Regions from separate parts of the Homo sapiens genome. Here region 2 is linked to region 1. The links are chromatin loops, found by intact Hi-C in ENCODE. Cell type or tissue: mammary epithelial cell. All regions are shown on one strand. Links, peaks and the distances in the headings refer to the core of each region. The heading gives the core; the rest is flanking DNA.

Region 1 (11,211 bases), core at 2,144-10,143:
TGGGTTGGAGGGAAATTGGAGAGTGACTGCTAATGGGTATGAGGTTTCTTTTGAGGTTCATAAAAATGTACTAAGGTTGATTGTGCTAATAGTTGTACAACTGTCAATATACTAAAAACCATTGAATTGTATACTTTAAATGGAGGAATTATATCTATATTATACCTCAAAAATGTTTTTAGAAAAGCAGTGGAGAATTAAAAAGTTGAAAAATACATAGTCAAATCTAAACAAGCATTGACTGTATGAAACAATAGTAACAAAAGCACTAATGGAGGTTCCATAAAAAGATGGAATTAAAATACTAGAAACAATGTGTGAGAGAAAAAGAAGAATAAGAGAGAAAACCACCTAAGGTCCTTATTTTGTTTGAAAGGAAACCAAGGGATATTGATTAACCTACAAGATTGTTGAGCAGTATGTTTGTTCAATTTTAAAGTAAATATGAAAAAAACAGAAATATAATCATTTGAAAGATAATATTGATCAGTTCTATAAAAGGCAAAAAAAGGAGAAAAAGAAAAAAATGTACAGAAAGCACAAAGCAAGGTTAAAGAATAAATCCACCACAGTATATAATCACAATAATGTAAATGAACTAACTTCATAGGTTAAAGGGCTGAGACTTAATTTAAATAAATCCAGCTATATGTCATGGTTTTTAAAAATTGCATCTTGTTTGTTCCTGATAATTAGGATGATGTTGCATTCCAGTATTTCCCGTGTCTTATTCCTGAATTCAAATGGGATGTTTTTAGGATTTCACCACTGAGAATAATATTTGCTTTAGGGTTTGGTAGATGCCATTTTCAGGTTAAAGAATGTTCCTTTTTTGTTGTTGTTTTTTGAGACTGGATCTTGCTCTGTCACCCAGGCTGCAGGGCAGTGGTGTGACCATGGCTCACTGCAGCCTCAACCTCCTGGGCTCAAGCAATCCTCCCATCTCAGTCTCCCGAGTAGCTAGGACTACGGGCACACATCACTATGCCCAGCTAAGTTTTTAAAGTTTTTTTAGAAATGGGATCTCATTATGTTGCCCAGGCTTGTCTCGAACTCCTGGGCTCAAGCAATCTTTCGGCTTTGGTCTCCCAAAGTGCTGGAATTACAGGTGTGAGCTGCTGTGCTCAGCAAGGAATGTTCCTTCTATACCTAGTTATCTGAGAGAAGTTCTATTTAGAGTGTTGAGGGAAAATAGCTAACTTAGAATTCTATACACAGCTAAACTATCATTCAAGAATGAGGATGAAATAAAAAGACATGCCATTTACATTTATAGTTTTTAAAAAACTATGTTATTCATAAATCTAATAAATGACATGAAACTTTTACAAAGAAAGCTCTAAAACCTCACTGAAAGATAGAAAACCTGAAGAAATGATGAGATACACCCTGTTTATGTATGGAAAGACAACAGCTTAACAGTAGCAGCTTTCCTAAATTTATACTATTAATAAATTCTATTCAAAATCCGTGGAGAATTGTTTTCACTGACCTCGATAAGCATATCAGAATATCCATCCAGAAAAATAAAGGGGTTAAGAACAGCCAAAACAATTTTTTTTTAAGCGACGGGATCTCACTGTGTTGCCCAGGCTGGAGTGCAGTGGCACAATCATAGCTCACTGCAGCCTCTAACTCCTGGGCCCAAGTGATCCTCCTGCCTCAGCCTCCCAAAGTGTTGGGCTTCCAGGTATGAACCATGGTGCCTGGCCACAATTTTGAGACAGCATAAAGAGAAAGGATTCACCCTAACAGATAGCAAAACTTGTTTTTAGTTAATTTTATAAATGAAGTGAAGAGGGGGTGCAACTTCATTCTTTTGCATATGCCTATCCAGTTATCTCAATATCATTTGTTGAAAAAGAGTCATCTTTTGTCGTTTAATATCTTGTACCCTTGTTATATTGAGAGTAAATGTGGGGCAAATAAAATATACTTAACAAAAATGAACTTATTTTATGAATAAAATTAAAATTAAATTTTATTTAATTTTTTGTATATACATATATACATATATATACACATACACATACATTTACATATATGTATATATATATTTTTTTCCTTTTGAGACAAGGTCTCGCTCTGTCACTCAGGCTGAAGGCTGAAGTGCAGTGGTTAAATAATTAAATAAGTAATTAAAATATTTGGATGCAGGGTGGTGATGGCGGCCACCGGGGCTGTGGAAGTGGGGTCCCCGGGGTCAGCCGTTGCCCCCTCGCCCGCCCTGGACTTGCTGCCTGCCCTGGGTCATCTGTTCTGGCCCATCAGCGCCGAGGACAAGGAGCAGCAGCCCACCCAGATCAAGTCACTGTGCATGAACTGTTACCGCAATGGCATGACGCGCCTCCTGCTCACCAAGATTCCCTTCTTCAGAGAAATAATCGTGAGCTCCTTTTCCTGCCACCACTGTGGCTGGAACAACACGGAGATCCAATCGGCAGGCAGGATCCAGGACCAGGGAGTGCGCTACACTTTGAGCATCAGGGCTCTGGAGGACATGAACAGAGAAGTGGTGAAGACTGACTCTGCTACCACAAGGATTCCTGAGCTAGATTTTCAAATTCCTGCCTTTAGCCAGAAAGGAGGTCTGAACACTGTTGAAGGATTGATCACCCGTGCTATCTCTGGCCGGGAGCAGGACTAGCCTGCGCGAAGGGCAACAAAGATGCCACAGCTGAAAGAATTGATGAGTTCATTGTCAAACTGAAGGAGCTAAAGCAATCAGCCTCCCCTTTCACTCTGATCATTGATGATCCCTCAGGGAACAGCTTTGTGGAAAACCCACAGGCTGCTCAGAAAGATGATGCCCTGGTGATCACACACTACAACCAGACCCGACAGCAGGAAGAGATGCTGGGGCTCCAAGCAGAAGCACCAACAGAGAAGCCAGAAGAGGAAGATCTCAGAAATGAAGTGCTCCAGTTTAACACAAACGGCCCAGAATGCAATGCCCCCACTCAGACCAACATGAAGCTAGTACAAATCCCTCACTTTAAGGAGGGACCAAGTACAAGAACTGCGTGCATCAGACCAATGAGGTGAAATCTGGAGAAGCAGTAGAACCCTTGGGCACCAGGATCACCCTCCACATCACAGGTCCCTCAGATATGACCAGAGACCTCCTCAAGTCTGAGACTTGTAGTGTGGAAATCCCAGAGCCAGAATTTGACTGGGAATGGCCATCCTCAGGTGCAAGTTCACCACACTAGAAGGGCTGCTGAAAGATATCTGGGAACTGGTGACCAAAAACCCTTTCACACTGGGCGACAGTTCCAATCCTGGCCAGACGGAGAGACTGCAGGAGTTTAGCCAGAAGATGGACCAGATCATCGAAGGTAACATGAAGACCGACTTTATTATGGATGATTCAGCAGGAAACAGTTACTTGCAGAATGTGTATGCAACTGAAGATGATCCTGAGATGAAGGCGGAGCATTATAAGCACACCTTTGACTAAAATGAGGAGCTAGAGCTCAATGACATGAAGACAGAGGGCTATGAGGCAGGCCTGGCTCCACAACGGTAGCAGTGGGTGGGTCAAGGGCCAGCTCTCCAGCGCTGCTCATTCTGCAGGTTATTTATTAGTATTGGAAGAAGGCTGGGAGTGTCTTGCCCACCAGCCCTTGCCCATGGTGGGGAGGACATCTTGTCTGAGTCAGAGATCTAGGCACATTTTCTAAACAGCTTGTAATGCAAGTGTGAGCCTATTGTGTTACTTGACCTTATTTTGAGGCTTTGAATTGGCCTAGGAAGAAACCCAGAAATGAACCAGGGGTATGTCATTATCACTTTTTTCATATCAAGTCTTTACCCTCCCTCCACATAATGCTCTGTCCTCTAAGGTTGGAACTCTGAAGTTGGAGAAAGTGGAATAAAATTACACCTGGAAAATGAAATAAAATATTCTGGTATCAGCATTTAGCTAAATAGATCAATGGGGCAAATTTTCTGAAAAAGTTAGAAACACACATAAGTAGGAACTTAGGATATAAGAGGTGACACTGCAAATCAGCAGGGAAAGGATGACTATTCAATAAATGGCACTGTGACTATTGGCTAATAATATTTTCTAAGAGAAAAATTAGATTCGTACCTCACTGTGTGAACAAAAATAAATTTCAGATGTGTTAAGGAAAAGCAGTAAACATTTAGACAGAACTACAGGAAAATATTTCAATGACATCCAAGGAGGGTAGGGTTTCTTAAACAATACAAAACCAAAAATTATCATGGAAAAGTGAGAAGTTGAAGTAGATAATTTTTTTAAACTTCTTAATGACAAATGGCACTAACAGCAAAGCAAGAAGACAAACACAGACTTGGAGAAAATAGTTATATCCCACATTTCCAACCAAAGATTACTATCCAAAATGTACAACTAGTTCCTACAAATAAGCAAGAAAAAGAGCAACAACCGAACATCAAAAAAGCTTAAGGATGTTAACAAGCAATCGGCAAAAGAGGACATTTAATGGTCTATAGACGCATGAAAATGTGCTCGCCTTTATTAGTAGTCAAGGAGATGCAAATTAAAACAAATAGATACTATTTCATGCCTATTAGAGTGGGAATTTCTTGAAAAAACTCTGACAATACCAAAAGTTGATGAGAATGGAGAAATGGATACTTACATCCACTGCTAGTGGGCATGTAAAAATGACAGACCCACTGTAGAGAGCGATTTGGCAACACCTGGTAAAGTTAATGCATAACCTATGACCAAAAATTCTGCCACTATATGTCTAGAAGTTCCCAAGAGACACGTGGGTCCAAGGAGATATGAACAAAAGCACATTCTTTCAGCACTCTGGGTAATAGCTTAAAAGTGGAAACAAGCTACCTGACCTTCAGGAGCAAAATGGGCAAATCAAATGTGGATTATTCATGCAATGCAATGCTGCACAGCCATTAAAATGAGTGAACTAGATCCTTATCACCTACATGGATACATCTAAAATGTGTAATGATAAACTAGAAAGATGCAACATAAATATTTATACAATATAATTTACATAAAATGTAAAGTACATGAAACGATAGTATATATAATTTACTAATATACGTTAAAGATACTCAGATCTTCCTGGTTATGGTTCACATATATGAAGGGGGGAGAGAGAGGCCTCCTAAACCAGGTGTCCGAATATTACAACATCTAGAAAGACTCTTGAACTTACACTTCATAAAAGATAAAAGGAGTGTTTTTTTAAAGAGCAACTGAGCTACTAATGAGAATTTGGCACTATTTATGTTTTTATGTATAAAGAACCCTAAAGGACATTCGATGGATTCTGGTATCGGTTGCCAGTTCTTCTTCACTTAGGAACTGATGCTACTAACCCTTAGTTGGTGGGGCTAAGAGAACAGTTCTGGCCTAGCTCCTGTCTCCTACAGGTCCTTCAGGAGCAAAATGGGCAAACAAAATGTGGATTATACATAGAGTGCAACACTGGGTTATTCTCCCTCACCCAGCCTACTAGTCTGCCCAGAAAATCCCCATCCTGCTTCTGTTGGATTCTTTCCTGTGTTTCCTTTGCCACTTGCTGAAAGTACAGTACCATTCTAGCATCCCAAGTTTTACTTGCTGATTTCTGTTGAAGACTCTACAGCCCAACTCTGCCTTTCTGATGGGTCTGGAAGGCAGTGTGCCTATTCAGTACATGTGCCTATTCAGGGGAGATGCCTCCCTGGACAGGGTTAGCTTTTCTCTAGGTGCTACAATGCTGGGCAGAGGACCTTAAATCTCCTTTGGTTTGGAGTGACAGAACCATAATCCTTCCTGAGCTCCTTTTTTAAACACTCATACATACACACATGCTTTCATATACATGCACATGTACACACACTCAGACAAAAAAATGCACACACAAATACCTACACCACTCCCTTCTCTGCAACAGGAGTCGGGACTGCTTGGTTACTCTAAATCCAGTATCGTATAGGTGTTGTGTGGCAGATCTGATTTTATAATGGAAGACAATGGGAATAATAGGATTTGCTATTCACGAACACATAGATCTCAAATATCAAAGGACAACTGTATGATACCATTGGAACCATTATAACACAGTAGCCGTCTCCCACTTGCCAAGCTCAAAGCATATAACTTTTCTTTTTCACGTTGGGAGCAGAGGTGATTGAATTATACTCCTCAGTTCTTATCCCATTACCGTGACTGTATGTGAGGTCCCTCTCTAGTTTTACAACTGTGCTTCCTTTTATATTCCCCTTTGTGTCTGATTCCACTTTCATTTCCCTTGCCCCCACCCACAGGCATCTGCTGGAATGGGTTTGATATTTGCCCAATTGTTATTTATCCTGTTGCTTTTCTACTGGGACGGCACGGCAAGAGGATGTTTATCTCTGATTCATTATGCTGATTCATTTTTGTTAAGCAGCCACACAATTTCAGGTATAGTGCTGGAGTGGATCCCACTGTGGAACCTAGCAGCCAAACTGAACTGAACATCTGTTTAATTTAAATGGTGGGTCCTGGGGTGTCAGTTCCATTATTTTGTTTGTATTACAAAACTTGGCTTACAAGATCACACTCTTGTTTAAAAAAAAAAAAAAGTGTCCTTTAAATTGGGAAAATGCTCATCTGTCCTGAATGAGTTAAGAGTGCTTCTGCCTGCAAGCAGAGTGTGCGGTGACTCACTGTCCCATGAAGACGCCTTCCCTTCTACCTTAAGACTGCGTCTGTCCCGCAGAACGCCACGTGCGGGCGTCCCTGGAACCTGGCCCATAGGTGGCAGTCTCCCTTCATCGTTCCCGGACTACGAACCTCCGAAGGGCAGCCTGAGAAAGCAGTTGCTTTTGCTTTTTCTTCGGGTTTCCTAATATTTAATGTTCCCTCCACTCACCTTCCCCCTCCATCCCACAGAGAGTGTAGAGATTGCATCCCTGGAGGCTAGCAAACGACAAAAGAAACTTCGTCTGGAACCAGTCAAAGTCGGGAGACCTGCGTTGTGCCGACTCTCGATGCGATTGTTTTGGAATTTTGCTGAAGCTCTCTTGCAGAATTGCTCTGTAAATGGCAAGAAGAAATGCCTTTCACTATAAACAGAAAATAAAGCTTTCACAAGTTGTCATATTTTTAAAAAGCAATCATGCGGATGCAAGTTTTTATCCCCTCTGTTTAGTCTTGCCTCCCCTCCTTGCCAACACACCCCCACAGAATTTGGGATGAATCTTTGCGAGTGAAGTAAAAGTAGGCATTCTCTCCAACATGTGCCCCTCCCCCAGCCCTTCACAGAGCCTATTCAACAAGATATCGAACAGTCATAGGCAGAGACGAGTGTGCGTGTGCATATGAGTGTGCATGTGTGTGCGCGTGTGTGTGTGCGAGTGTGTGTGTATGCAGAGAATACTAGATGGAGAGTCAAAGGGAAACCAAGAGATCCAGAAAAGGGGCACCACCTTCTCACCTTCCTTCCACCCCACTCCTCCTCACCCAAGGAGGGAAGCCAGGTAGAGCGCTCACCCAGCCCCAGGCCCTTTTGGGCGAGCCTGCCCAGTGGGTTTCTAATCAGCCAACACTTTGGGCCGGCCTCCACTGTTTATGGAGCCAAAGGGACTTTAAATCATTAGCCGGTGTCAAAATGCTTGAGGAATGTGCTTGCCTAGGAAGCCACATGGAGTGGTTCATCAGCATTTGTAAAAACCGCCTTGGCAAAAAGATGTTGAACCCAGCACTGGGGGCGGATTGTGTGTATTTCAGTTGAATTAGCAAACAGAATACCTTTTAAATCTTAGCAACACCTGGTTCTGAAAAGGACACCCACTAAAGAAAGGGCTGCCTTGTCTGTGCTGGAAGAGGCTTTCCCTGGCTCAAGGTGCTTCTCCTCTCCAGATCAGAGACCTCATTAGATGCTTGGTCCCTCTTCCTTCCTAAGATGTGCAGAGGCCCGGGAGATTTTCACCTGGACTTTGGGACACAGCCAACACAGGATGTCCTGAGTTACAGCAAGCATTTCTGAATGGAGGTAGCCATTGGTCAGCCTGCTCTAAAGAAGGCCAAGTTCATGTTCCCCCCAAAGGACTAGACCCCGGGGTAGGTGGGGGTTTAGGGGCAGGGGTGAAGAGGGTGTGGGAGGTGGTGAAGGGGAGGGGGTAGAGGAGGGGGTGGGTGGAGAGGGCAGGCATGGAGTGGGTGGAGGGCGCCTGGCAGAAGCCTGGTTCAAGCACGAGCAGAGCCTCCCTGGCCACGGCAGGTGGGCCCCTGACACACAGAAGTCTTCTTCAGAACAGACTTATTGCCTTAGCTGTTTGGCCACTCTCCTGCACACACCTGGAATCACTGGGCATGTCTCTGAGGAACTAAAGCTGATCTCTCCTTGGTAGGCTGACCTCAGCGGAAGAGCTGAGGATACGCCACCTTTTCTCTCTTTAGGCCCTTTCCCTTGAAAAGCTCTGTGAATTAGGATTTTCTCTTCTCAAAGGAAAAATAAAACAGCTTAAAAGCACCATCAAGTCCTCAAAATTCTTTTTTTTTTTTTTGAAATAGTCTTACTCTGTCGCCCAGGCTGGAGTGCAGTGGCACAATCTTGGCTCACTGCAACCTCCACCTCCTGGGCTCAAGGGATTCTCCTGCTTCAGCCTCCCAAGTTGCTGGGATTACAGGTGTGCACCACCAAGCCCAGCTAATTTTGCATTTTTAGTAGAGACGGGGTTTCACCATGTTGGCCAGGCTGGTCTCGAACTCCTGACCTCAAGTGTCCCACCCACCTCAGCTTCCCAAAGTGCTGAGATTAGAGGCATGAGCCACCACGCCTGGCCAGGTTCTCAAAATCTATAAAATAAAGCCTCAGGGGGTTATTTAAATTCTGCTAGAACAGGGGCCCAGCAGACCTTCCTGCTTTGTCTCCCACATCTGCTATTAGACACCACTACGTTCCAGCCCAGCCCTCGGCTCCTCTCATCCCACCCTGCTCGCGGAGATCCTTCTCCCCCAGATCTGTTTCAAATCTCACTGCTTCCATGAACCTGATCCCTCCAGAGTCAGCTACCCAGCCCCACTCTTGCTCTCGTGGGCACCCAGACGTCCCATGGTACCTGAGTGTGCACAGCCTCATGGTTCAGCTGCTGTGCCCGGCCTGCTGTTTTCCTCCAGGACTTGTATGCTTCCTGTGAGCACCCTCCAGCTCTCAGTGTATTTCCCCTAATACTCAGCACTGCATCTCCCAGTCGGCAAAGCTTAACCATTGTTGGTGAGATTTGAAATCAAACCATGTTAGCATATGAAAATAAATACAAGTATCAGGCTTCATCTGACTCCATTCAATGTAAGAGGCACCATTCATTCACTTCTAAAAGAAGAAAATTAGTAATGTAAAACTAGAAATGAATTAGCTAATGAGCAGAGGGACAAAGAATGTTCAGCCTCTCTAGAATGCAAAGACTTCGGAATTGTTTGTGAAAATAAGGAAATGCCAAATTTGACAAATCAAATTAACAAATTTAGAGGAAATTACATTGGTCACCACTGCCAGAGTCACAGTGAGACATGCACTCTGGGGACTGCCAGCAATGCAAATGAGAACAGCACTTCTCCAAAAATTTTATAAAATGTCTCAAGAGTCTTAAAAATTTTTAATTACATATGTGGCTCACATTCCGTTCTATTGAACAATGCTGTATTAGACAACTGCATTTTTTGTAAAAGACAAAGAAAGCTGCCAGGTGATGTTATTTCTGGTTCTAGAATTATGAGTGATTTTAGTTTTGTTCTTTTTTTAGTTTTTGTTTTTTTGATACATGGTCTCACTCTGTCACCCTGGCTGGAGTGCTGAGGCACAATCTCAGCTCACTGCACCCTTGACCTTCTGGTTCAAGAGATCCTCCCACCAAAGCCTCCTGAGTAGCTGGGACTATGGGAGGCACGTGCCACCACACCTGGCTCATTTTTTGATCTTTTGTGGAAACAGGATCTTGTTATGTTGCCCAGGCTGGTCTTGAACTCCTGAGCTCAAGCAATTCTCCTGCCTCAGCCTCCCAAAGTGCTGGGATTACAGGCGTGAGCCACCACCTGGCCTGGTTTTGTACTTTACACTCTTCTGCACACTGTTTTCTCAATAAGCATTTATTTCTAATATTTCACATCTTTTGTGGAGCCTTCCCCAAACTCCAACTGGTGTCAGATGCATCATGACTTTCTACACTTTTTCTCTGCAGCATTCACTAGAGTTGGAAGTTATATGCTGGCTGATCGTTTGATTCATTTCTGCCTGCTCAGCAGATCCTCAAGTCCATGAATCTGGGACCCAGGTCTGTTTTATTCACTTTTGTGTCCCCAGCACTTAGCTCAGTACATAACATGTGGTAAGTATTTAATAAAGACTGGTTAAATGAATGGATGAATAAATGATTAAAGAAAAAAGTTACTTCCTAGAATCAGAAGAATCCAAGTCACTGTAACTATAAAATCAAGGAAGTCATCACATAAGAGCAATATTTGCAAACTTCAGTGAAGAGGTGATCAGCACAGATTTTGGAGGGGCCACAGCCATGAGATCTGCTGCAGGGAGTGCAGCTGATCGAGGGCCCCAGCTGCTGTGCTCTGAATCCATCAACACATCTGAGGCTGCGCTTCCCAGGGGCTGCCCTCAGCCAACCTCTCAGTGTAGCAGGAATAGGAAGGCACGCCTTCTCCTGGGAGAGGTGGGACTTCTGATGGGCAATTTTGGCTCAAGGACGTTCACTGACCTTGTCCAAATTTCCTTCCCTCTCTCCTGTCTTCTCCAGGGTCAGACCTTCATCACACTCTGAGCGTCCTCCCCATCGCCTCTGGCTCCATCCCCATTTTCCATTACAGGTGTGTTCCCCAATAAATTACTTGCATCTCAGAGGACACAAATAACACAAAGAAGGGCATTGCTTCCAAAATTTAAATATATATTATCTACTTTTAAAAATGGCCAATACATGCACATTGTAGAAAATTTGAACAGCAAAAAGTTTTTGAAGTGGATATACTATAAAAGGAAAGTTGTTTTTTTTTTTTTTTTTTTTTTTTGAGACAGAGTCTCGCTCTGTCGCTCAGTCTGGAGTGCAGTGGCACAATCTTGGCTCACTGCAACCTCCACCTCCTGGGTTCAAGTGATTCTTCTGCCTCAGCCCCCCGAGTAGCTTGGACTACAGGCACGTGCCACCATGGCCAGCTAATTTTTGTACTTTTATTAGAGACAGGGTCTCACCGTGTTGGCCAGG
Region 2 (11,211 bases), core at 1,866-9,865, 130 kb after region 1:
CAGCATGATGGAATTCACATTTCACAGTCCTGCTGCCTAGAGATTCCTTTGTTTGGTCCACCTTGAATAAATCAGCATAAAGATGACTGCACCTAGCAGAATCTGGCAATTATTTTTCTTGTTATAATGAAGACCGTTTTCTATTGCAAGATACAATTATTGCTAATACTAAAGTATCCATGATCTCTACATACATGCTAACTGGTTGTGAAGACACATGGACCCCAAACAGATCAGATTAGGTGTGAGAGAGAAGCTTCCTGAAATGAAAAGTATTCCACCAATAATTTACAAAGGGGATAATTCCCACAGGCAGGATAAAAACATTCTTTGACTATCTCTTGGCTCTTTGGGAAGATTAAATAAAGCTCTGCATGCAAACTACTCAGTGAAGTGCCAAGTACAAAAGCAGCTCCCAACAACTGTTAGATCCCACACGGAAGCAGTGACATCATAAATGTTAACTTACTGTTTTCCGAGCATCATATACTTTAAGCCAAAAGGTTCCAGGGCGGCCCCTTCCAGGAAAGGATTTCAAACTTTAAAAAAGTATTTCAGAGGTGCCGTGCCAGTCAGAAGTAACTGGTAATTTCTTAAATTTTGTACCCTACGTCCGCTTCAGCCCTTCCAAACCATGTTTACCTTGTGGAGACTGTCCACTCACCCAGACACCAGCTGCATGTGCTTCCCCTGGAACACAGAGAGGTTTTTGTCTGGAAGCAACATGTGGTATCAATTTATCTTTCTCAGCAACGACAACAAGAAATCTGCTCACTTTAAAAATAAAAAGCGAGTTGTGTAATTTAACTCTTAAAAGCCCCTGCTTTTTTTTTTTCTTTAAAGACAACCCCCTCCTCTCTCTTTTTTTTTTTGAGGTGGGGTGGGGTGGGGTGGGAGGAGGACTGTCTGGAGCAGCAAAATGAGTTATGGTTAACTCCAAAGCCAGGCCCACTACTTCCCACCAGGCCGACTGCAGGCGTCTCCTGGTCCTTACAAGGAATTTCAGGGGAAAGCACTGGAAAGGACTGTCTTTCAATACAGTGCTCACCCACTTTGTGTACAGGACCAGCATTTCAAGTGGGTCTCACTGCTTGACTTGTGGGTACTGACAATTCAGAATGAGGTTGCCAAATGCCTGAATTCTAACATACGCGTCTGCTGAACCACAGATGACAAAGGTTTTTTGAACAGCCCAATGGAACCCCAATTCACAGGGAGACCCAGAGGTCTGCGTGCCACAGGAGAGCACTGCAAACAGCTAGCTTCAGGAGCAGGCCCGGGTGGGCGCCTTCGGTGTATAATGACAGGATCTTTCAAAGGCAATTCTCTGGAAGAGGCCCTCAATTTCCCTTCAGTAGTAGTTCTTCACCCCGCCTATTAGAATCACCTGGGGAGACTTTAAACACTCACATCCCAGTCTCAGAGGTTTTGATTCAATAGATGGGGTAAGGCCTGGATATAGGTACATTTTTACAGCTCCCCAGATTATTCTAATGTGCAATTAGGGCCAAGAACCAATGGTCTTTCCTCCTTATATTTCCATTGACTGAGGATCTGATTCCAATCTAATGATTCCCAGTCTCCTTAGATCTGGTAACATAGCACAGTAACTTCCTTTAAGTCCAAGTTTCCATCATTGAGAAGATAAAGGTGAGAACTGGGATGAGAGATTAAAGCTGTGATTTTATGTGCAGAATAAGAGCTAGGGTAATTTTATTTTATTTTAGGTAACTGAGGTCCAGATCTGCTTTTCTTTTGAAAATCATGAGGTGAGGGGAAAGATCCTTGACCTTACCCTGCCTTGGGGACAGTCACCTCATTCTGCTCTGTGATGCTTCTCCACCCAGCATGCACAGGCATGGACAGAAAGAAGGCATGTGGACTTTCACAAAACTAGGAATTGATATAGCCAAAGAAGGAAGGAATGGAACACTAACTGATCCTTGTAATTTCCTTAGATATTGCTAGAATCTAGTTTTTAGCTGCCTACTCCCTTCTGCTAGATTTTATCTACTTTGGGACTAAGATGTTGTTCAAAAGCAGGTGCAGAAAGTATGACAGCATAAAAATGTATCTGAGATCAGAGAGAGTTATTACGTCATATATAATACCAGCTATAATGGCCAAAACCAATTTTCAGATTGAGAAGAAAACATAAACTTTCATGTAAAAGATTGCACAAACAACCTGATATGTAAATCTAGCTCCACTCTACTCTTGCCTAAAGCTTAAAAGTTTAAACCATTAAGGGACTTAAAAAAAAAAAAAAAGACGATGCTCTAAAGTAAACATTGTTGGGAACTTGGCTGAATAATTAAATTTCCAGTTAGAAACAAGATTTCCCGTTAAACTGCTGACGATAACCCTCTACCCACAGAGATGGCCTTTGGAAACTAACATTTAAGTTTTCAAGCAGCAAGCAAGCGACAGGTTCTGGTCCCTCATAAAAAGAATAAAATCATCATCTGGTCATCAGAATAATGAATCAATTTTCTATCCAAACAAAATGAGACATATGAGGCTTTCCCAAGGGGAGAAAGGGCTGGGTACACAATTTATCCTGCCCTCAACTGAAAAAGAAATCCTAGATAGGAAGAAAGTTCTCTTAAATAGCATGAAAAAGATGACTACCACTATACTCCACACACGGTTCTGTTGGGTTTTCTAGGGTGGATTTTATTTTCATATTAATTATTATTATTTTTTCTTTTAGTAATCTTCTTTTCAAGCTCTTCCACAGCTGTTTGTGCTCTTGGAGGGCAAGAGAGAACATTCCATTCCTCACAGCCAAACCTGCACTTCCGGCACACAGAGAACCCTGGCAGTCTTGCAACCTCTGCCCACACCCACTCCCTGCAGCATCCTGCCCCTCCCCACAAACTCTCCTATTTCTAGCCCCAGGTCCCTCTCCCCATAGACTGAGGAAGAAGCATCTAAAGGCGTGCAGTCAGCGAGATGACAGTCCCAGAAAGTAGGTTAAAGCTGCAGCATTTGGATGCCCCTGTTGTCTTTCTCCAAGCTTCTCCTGTGATGTTATTGAATCTGTTTCCCCTTCCCACAAGGTGCTCAGCAAACACATGCTACTGAAATTCTCTTTTAAGACCATGCTCAAATTAGCCACACAAAATGGTTGCCTCAAAGAGTTAACAGGCATGAAGTTATAAAAGCCATGAAGTGGAACAGAAATAGTTTTATTATTAATATTCACTTAGCTTAAACAAAATAAGGCTGCACCTTTTTCCAGTTTGAAAACTTACTGTGTGTGGAAATCGAATAAAAGGGCATAGGAAACATGCATCCAGAACTCAGGAGCACATCCAAGAATTTAGCATCACTTTCATGACATATGACAAGCAACCAGGGCAGGAAGCTCAGTAAAAATAGCAATAGCTGGGGAACATGGAGAGGGCCAGGAAACCCTCTTTCTATGAAACAGGCAGCCCCAACTTCACAGTCGCAGACCCTGAGGACCAAAGAGGCACAGTGCCACACCTGAATCCAATCAGCTCCTAAGTGTCAACAGAGCAGAGACAGACTCACACCACCTGGCCTTGAGGTGTAACCCACCACCCAGAAAGAGAACATTAGTACCAATGTCTGGATTAGCACACTAATAGCAAAGATAAAATGCAGGGTGCAGTCTGGCTCTTTAAACCAGATACCATGTTTTACTATAGCTTTAGCACCCGGCAGAGGGCCTGGTACATAGTAGGGGGTCAAAAAATTGTATCTGTTTAACCATTGAATTAATGGGAAGGGGGCAGGAGCCACAAAATAGACCTGAATTATACTTTAACATGAGATGTGATAAAACATTGAGACCAAAGAATGTCCTACATGAGTGAAGATGGAAGTAAGCTTCCACTGCAAAATGTGAAGTAGCATCTAGGTTGTTCTCAGGTTGAAAAGTCTCATCACTGGTATTAACTTCAATTAAACAGCCCAATTTCCAAAAACCTGAAAATATATACCAACAAGTAGGCTTTAAGGTCTCTAGAATAAGAGATGGAAAGAAGGGCAAACTGATAGGGTGTGTGCTACTCGGTGGAGCAAGGCCTTAGCAGGCATTTCAGGTCCATCCAGGGTGAAGAGCCGGCTCTCCACCTGTCATGGGATGCCATGGGGCCCCCATTACTTGGTAATTCAGTTGGCTCAGAGTCCCAGGCACACTCAAAACCACAAATAACACATTCTGGTTCTAAAGTCTCCTCTACACAAGCACCTAGGTAACAAGAGAAATCCCAAATCAAGTCTACTTCACCTACAATCTGAAGGAAATTCATGTATGTGGTGCCTACCAGGGCCAATGCTCTGTGCTTGACAAATTTGATCTCATTTTATTTTCTAAACAAGCCTGTCAGGAGGAAACTGAGGTGCAGAAAGGTTAAGCAATTTGTCTAGTGGGTGGTGGTGCTAGAAATCAAGCCTGAGGCTAACTTCAAAAGTGAAGCTCTCACCACTGCACTGTGTATTTCCTTCTGAAGTCACCAAACTGACCAAGGAGGGAGGCACCACTAACAAGTGACCAAGGAATAAGAAGCTTTAAAGACTACAAAATCTGTGTGATTCAATTAAATGTTCAGCATGTGGTCCCTAGGCTTATGAAAGGGATGGAAAATGTGGAAAAATGATAAGCCATGAAGCAAGCCTTGTTGGAGCCACATCTGCCCATCTGCTAACACTAATTTTTTAGAAATGACACCTTTTCTCAGACAGACCTCAAAGGGACACTACTATCATGTCCTAACCTGAACTGGGATCACTATTTTGGGGAATGCCCAAATATTACTATAGCCATAAACTGAACTTCTACATATCCAGGCTTTCCTTGGTGGCACGTCTGGAGGCTTCTGTGTTCTGGGAGAATTAGCCTGTGACTACGTCAAGCCAATATCACCTGGCTGTCCCTGGCAGGCCTATTCAGGCCCTAAAACAGCTGGCACCACGTTACGGATCCTCAAGCCAGAAACATCAAGCAAATGTCTGCTAGTGCCTGGCCCTTGCTATTATGAGGCTTAATCTGAAACAGGGACTCAGCTCTATACTATTTAAAACATGTAATTAGTTTATTATTGAGCCAGAAAAGATGAGCTTGCTCTAAAACTATGTGAATCTTAAAATATGATGCCTTTTGCCTGCCAACTGACGACGTGATCAGGATACTTCTGTTTAACCTCAATCAAAAACTCTGGTAGAAAACTGCTTTAAGGTTACATATGCCTACTATTTTATTATTTGTCTTCTGGCATCAAAACCTGCAGAAACAAATCACTGACAATGCAAGCACATTACAGGGATGGATGTGGAGGTGCTGAGTGGGTGAGTTAAACAGCTTGAGAGTTTGACATCTGAAATCCAGGAAAACTGCTTTTCTGTTCTTAGTTTACAATCCCTTCCTTCACATGAAATTTACTGGCTTTAGCGTCACACATACAAACACAACTGCTTCTAGCTCTTCAGATGTTATGGCTCAGAAAAACCGTTCCTTTTTGTCTTGTTATTTCAAGAGCAACTGATTTCTTTTTGGTAGCTCTGAAATATATGCCAGTGTGTGGGCACAGTCACACAGCTACGCACAGGCCCACACCCTGGAAAGATTGGAAGGAGTGGAGACACATTTTTCAGCTAGGAAAGGAAAAAGTTTGGGTTAGCATTTATAAAACAGACAAGTGTGCATGCATTTGGAAGCAGGCTATCTTCCAAGTGTCAATGTTAATTATCCTAATAGTCACTGTAAATCAAGGTGTTACCAGTGAAAGAAGCAGAGAAAGTAAATGCTACACACCAGAATACCCCATGTTGGCTACTGCAAACAAAACAATTGATGTATATTTTCTGTACGGAAATAAAGAGTACGATGCAGTCAATTCTGTAAAATGACTTGGGCTAATAGTATCTTCTGTCCCCTCCACACCTCACTGAAATTCAGCTCTAATGAGGAGCCTCCCGAGGGACTGCCTTCTTTAACCTATACCTCATCTGCATATTCAGTATTTCACCATAGTGGTTTTGCAAGATTTTTTTTTCTTGTTCAAAACCACAGGATGCAAAAGCGGCTGATGACCAATATAATGGTATTATGAAATGCTGACCAAGTCAACTATTTATTCCACGACACTCCTGGGTGCTAATTACACACACAGATGAGCATCAGAAAGCTCAAAAGTTCACAAAAAAAGATCAAATAAAGAAAGGACATTTCCAGTAACTAAAGAACTAGGCACTGATTGCATTTTTCTGAAAAAACATTCACTGAGCCACTCAGATACCCCTGTATTCTAACTTAAAATCTAGGGTGTTCCCAAATGTGTAAGTTAATTATTAGCACTACCCCTAAACTATGATGAATGAAGCAGACTGAATGCACATGAGATAAAATCATAGTTTTTCTAAAGGCCATAACAGAAATGCAGTATTTTATTGTAGCAGGCTCTAATCTACTTCATGTACATGCTAGGTAAACTTGAAAGCACTTAAGAAACTGGAAATACAAGCATCAGTAGTGTAATATCTATCACCCAAAGGGCAGGAGAAATAGTATTAACTGGCAAGGACAGTCATGCAAGAGACTATAAAAGCTGAACACACAGTAGAAATAGAAAATTCCTATAACTGGGTGCCTCAGGGGCTAAAAGAACGTAGGAAACAGTTCTTTTAGACCCTGCTTGTGGCTGGAGGAGACAGAAGAGTCTAAGAGGGAGGGGTCAGAATACGGTGGAGAGTTGGAGGGTGAGCCCACTCCTCAACCAGCACGTGTCCCTGTGCTCCAGGGCTCACTGGTCCCACCATATTAGCAGTCAGTGACTCTAAGGGCATTCCTGAGGATGCAGGACCCCTGACCTTATAACTACCTCCTTGGTTAAGTCTGAGTTGGCAGGGTCAGCCCTTGGATTATCTCCCCAAACTTTCTGGAACTCTTTAACTTGGTCCTCCTGAAATTTCCAGCCCTTTCCCTTTAGTCAGGTTTTTCATTTGCTAATGGGAACGATGTGTGGGCTCATAATACGATCAGGTACTAGGTCTTTCCCTAAGGATTAACAAATCATTAAATATATGGGGGCCATTGAGAGTAATCCCTTCACATCAAGACAAGGGAGGACAAATATGAAGAAACAGATGTTTCTGAGCCATTTTCAGGTTCAAAGTAACACACAACAAACGTCAAGTAACACACAACTCTCTGAGGCATTATGTGGAATGTTAGCTGTTTCTCTAGACACAAGCTCATCAGATCCTTTCAAACAGCTATAAACTAAGGAGTTTTCTGAAGAAAGACAGCTGAGTCCTGATATTAATTTGTGGATAGAAAGGGAAGTAGGGGCCAGGCACAGGGCTCACACCTGTAATCCCAGCACTTTAGGAGGCAGAGGCAGACAAACGGCTTGAGCCTGGGAAGTGGAGGTTGCCATGAGCCAAGATCATGTCACTGCATTCCAGCTTGGGCAACACAGTGAGACCCCCATCTCAAAAAAAAAAAAAAAAAAAAAAAAAAGCTGAGGGTGGTGGTGAACTAGGGATATCAGCTACTTATAAGATTAACAAATCTCCATTTGGAGAACAATTTGCCAGGGGTTTCTTGTGTTACTGAATGTCTTTGCTTTGTCAAGCAAAGTACTGACGGGTCTTTGTTCTAGACTATCTTTCAAGGTAGGACTATCTTTCATCTGCACAGTGAGCAGCCTTGAAAGGTAGTCATAGTGTCTCCCTCCAGAGCAAAGGGCAGACATACTTACTGCCTATTACAAATGATTTAAGATCCCTAAGCTCAAGGTTCCTGCACAACCCACTACATGTGCAGCCATCAACCTGGGCCTATCTATGTCACCCCTGTGGGATTCGGGGGCAAGGAAGAACCAATGCAAAATAGACTACTGCTCATGCTGGCTGCTGTGCCATGAGAGAATAACAGATCCCTTTGCCTCTGACCCAAGAGTTTGGCGTCTGGTAGGGGCAAATCTGAGACACTTGTAGTCCTTTTTTTTTTTTTTTTTTTTTTTTTAAGAGATAGGTTCCCACTCTGTTACCCAGGCTGGAACGCACTGGAGTGCAGTGGTATAACCACAGTTCACTGCAGCCTTGAGCTCCTGGGCTCAAGTGATCCTCCTACCTCAGCTTCCTGAGAAGCTGGAAACACAGGTGTGCGCCCCTACACTTCACTAATTTTTTATTTTTTTTTGTAGAGATGGGGTCTCACTATGTTTTCCAGGCTGGTCTCAAACTCCAGGCCTCAAGCGAACCTCCTACCTCAGCCTTCCAAAGTGCTGGGATTACAGGTGTGAGCCACTGTGCCTGGCCACTTTGCCATTCTTGACAGTCCACTGCTTTAGCTTGTGAACTGATTATTTCCTTAACCATGAAAGATAAAATTGGGCAATGATCATCTCTAGCCATCTTTCTTCTCTTCTCCTATGTAAAATAAGAAGGAATACAAGATAATAGGATGAGAAACAAAAAGCAAGAGAGGCAGACATACATGGCTCCAGCACTCTGAATGCTCTGACCTGGCTCTGCCAACGACCCTTAAGGCTTTACGACAATAAACCATTAATCAAAGGGAGCAGGGGTGAGAAGACCCCCAGAGAGTCATTTTCAGTGTTTCATCTACATTAGTCACCATCTTTTTCAGCTGTTACTCAATGTTGCGGTTTGCTTGTGGGAAATAGAGCTAAGTGAGCAGCAGGTTTAGGTTTATTTCTTTTTACCTTCCTCTTCCACCAATACAAGAACAGACACCTTATGTCCATTCCTACTCCCATCTCCCTGACAACTGGGCTGCCTCATCTCAAGGCAGTCCTAACAGTACTGAGTTTCTGCAGGGTCCAGACAGATTCCATTATGGAGTCCTGGGCCAGGAAACATTTCTCCTCAGTTCTTCGACTTGTCTATGGACTGCCCTCAATTTTACCTTGGCAGAGGTGCTTCCAGGTCTCTCCCCTCGCCACAGTGACTTTGCTGTTGTAAAGTGTCGTGAATGTAGACACCTAGGATTCCCTCCTCTTTCCACTTAGCTCTCCCACATAAATTTTCTTCTTTCTTCTGACAGTATTTAGTAGCTTTAGATCTCTGTGAAGGAAAATGGACTAGGCATTGCCTGTGAACCAACAGCAAACACATACGATGACATTTATAGACTCTCTCCAAGTTTCCAAAAAAAGAGTTAATTTTCTAGCTTATTAATGATGAGCCAGGAGGCTTTATCATGAAATACAGAATTTTATGACATCTCATTTGCCACAGTTTTGTAAAGAGGAAATTGGTATTTTCTTTTCCCTCCCCTTTCCTCTTGGATAACCTATTTCAATTTTGGCAAAAGGAGGGGGTATATTCACTATGGTGTTCACGGACATCTACATGTCTAGTACCTCTGAAATGATACTGGATTGTTGCCACATGGTCAAATAATGTGCTCTTTGATAATTATCAATTAGAATGCTATAAAATGGGCCAGTAGTTCCACTCTGCTCATACTGTGTGGTGTTTTGGCCACCAAACACAGGCCTTCTTTGGTTTCTCCCTACATCAATCAGAAAATTCTGTTAATTTGCTGTGATGCTATTTGTGGACATGCATGGAAAAGAATGCAGGCATCCAGGAGTAAATTAGGGTCAACTCACTCCACTTAGGCAGCAGGACACCAGCACAGCACTCCAGCTACAATAAACATTATGCAGGGACCCCAGTTTGGGCTGAGTGGCAAGGCCTGCAGAAATAAGGAACTATTAGCAACAACTTGCAAGTAATCAATTTTTAATGCTTCCAGTCTAGGGTAGCTGCCAAAGAATTTGGCCAAAGCCATCATTTTAAAAACACCAATTTAAGCTACAGTGAGGTATTCTTACTATAGTAAACAGGTTTTAGTTTGTCTGTCTAAATTCATATATGAGGTTTAAAAACAGAAAAAAGTAAGGTTTAAAATTTAAATACTACTTGGACATTTTAAAACTCCCGTGGTTTTTCTGTCCTTTTACCTGATAGCTCTCTTTTGTGCAGTACTACGCTTAGTGATGATTATTACAATTGTTATTGGGGGGAAGGTACATAAGATATGGAGAAGTCACATCAGATCATAAGAAGGAAAGTGGGAAGAGTTAGATAGCAAAAGAGATACATCTCTTTCTTTTATGTTGGAGATGCCTGGCATGTGGAAGACTCAACACATTTTCTCGAAAGCATAAATGAATTCTCCCTTTATTTTCTCTTCTGAACTAAACCATGCTGAGTAAGGTTAGCATCTGCAATAAAATGCAGGAGGAAAGAAGCAGACATTCTTCCAGCACTAAAGAAGTACACATTCTCTTTTCCCAGGTTTCCCATCTCCAAGAAAACCTACCTTTAGCAATCGAAGTCACAGGAATAAACTATCAAACTTAAATAAACTAGGTTATCTGCCTTAAACTTCAGAAGCATTTAGAAGTTTAAAATCTGAATAGAAAATTAAGTTCTATTAGAAGTTATACTCATGCTTCAAAAAGACAACACAATTCAAATACAGCAGTAGAGGACATTTTGTTTTTAATTAAGATTTGGGAAAAAAAAATTTGGATTGGTTGGTGAAAGTGTTAAAGTGGGTGCAAAGTTTTTGAAGGACTGTTTATCACTATCTGTTGATACTGCACACAACCTTTGACTTAGTAGAACAGACTACTCCATTCTTCTCTTATTCATTACTCACACAATGCCAATTTTTAGCTGGGCCCAGACAAAAAGACTACATTCCTCAGCCTTCTTCGAAGTTAGATGTGGCTATGTGACTTAGCTTTGAAAATAGAATGACATGGAAGTGGAAGAGTTCCATGCAAGACTATTTAAAGGCAGCTACTCAGGTGAGAGATGAGTCTCTTCATTCGTGCTGTTTTTCCTCCTTTTGGCCTCCATTCGGATGGACCATGAGGAGACCCTGAGGATGAAAGCCACTTGCTGAGATGAGAGGGCAGAGAATAAGAGGAGTCTGAGCATCAATCACTTCTTACAGTGGCCACACAAGCCCTAGACTTCTTTTACATGAGAATAATTCACTATTAAATTTGTTTTCCATTAGCCAAACCTAATCCTACCTGATAACTCAACAATTCTATTTTTAGGAATTAATTTTACTGACATGCCCTCCTGCATGTTATCTCTGTGTGTATACACACACTCTCTCTCAACTTTAGTATAAATTAGATTTTTTAAAAATTATAAAATTCCAAGCATTAATAATGGTAATTAGAG

What was found. Hi-C counts contacts between places; a loop is a spot of excess contacts. Peaks named below come from ENCODE experiments on the same cell type or tissue, not always from the same donor. Only the 100,000 strongest peaks of a DNase experiment are listed, where the experiment ranks them.
Region 2: it touches region 1 in a loop (2.6-fold over the local background); 7 of 110 quality-filtered maps call a loop at or near these places.

What each region holds. Positions count from the first base shown.
Region 1 is chr6:108,778,007-108,789,217 of GRCh38, reverse strand. It overlaps the pseudogene ZPR1P1. Among named protein-coding and RNA genes, the nearest start is that of LINC00222, 32 kb to the right of the region's middle. RefSeq lists an enhancer at 6,803-6,852. In mammary epithelial cell, for the core only: a CTCF peak has its summit at 6,753 (motif pointing right); DNase peaks (open chromatin) are centred at 6,397 and 6,717; H3K4me3 peaks cover 651 bases; H3K27ac peaks cover 783 bases.
Region 2 is chr6:108,645,797-108,657,007 of GRCh38, reverse strand. All of the region lies in intron 1 of FOXO3 (forkhead box O3), which reads right to left. Among named protein-coding and RNA genes, the nearest start is that of FOXO3, 90 kb to the right of the region's middle. RefSeq lists a silencer at 10,488-10,782. In mammary epithelial cell, for the core only: no CTCF peak of the experiment used is centred there; a DNase peak (open chromatin) is centred at 6,027; H3K27ac peaks cover 1,137 bases.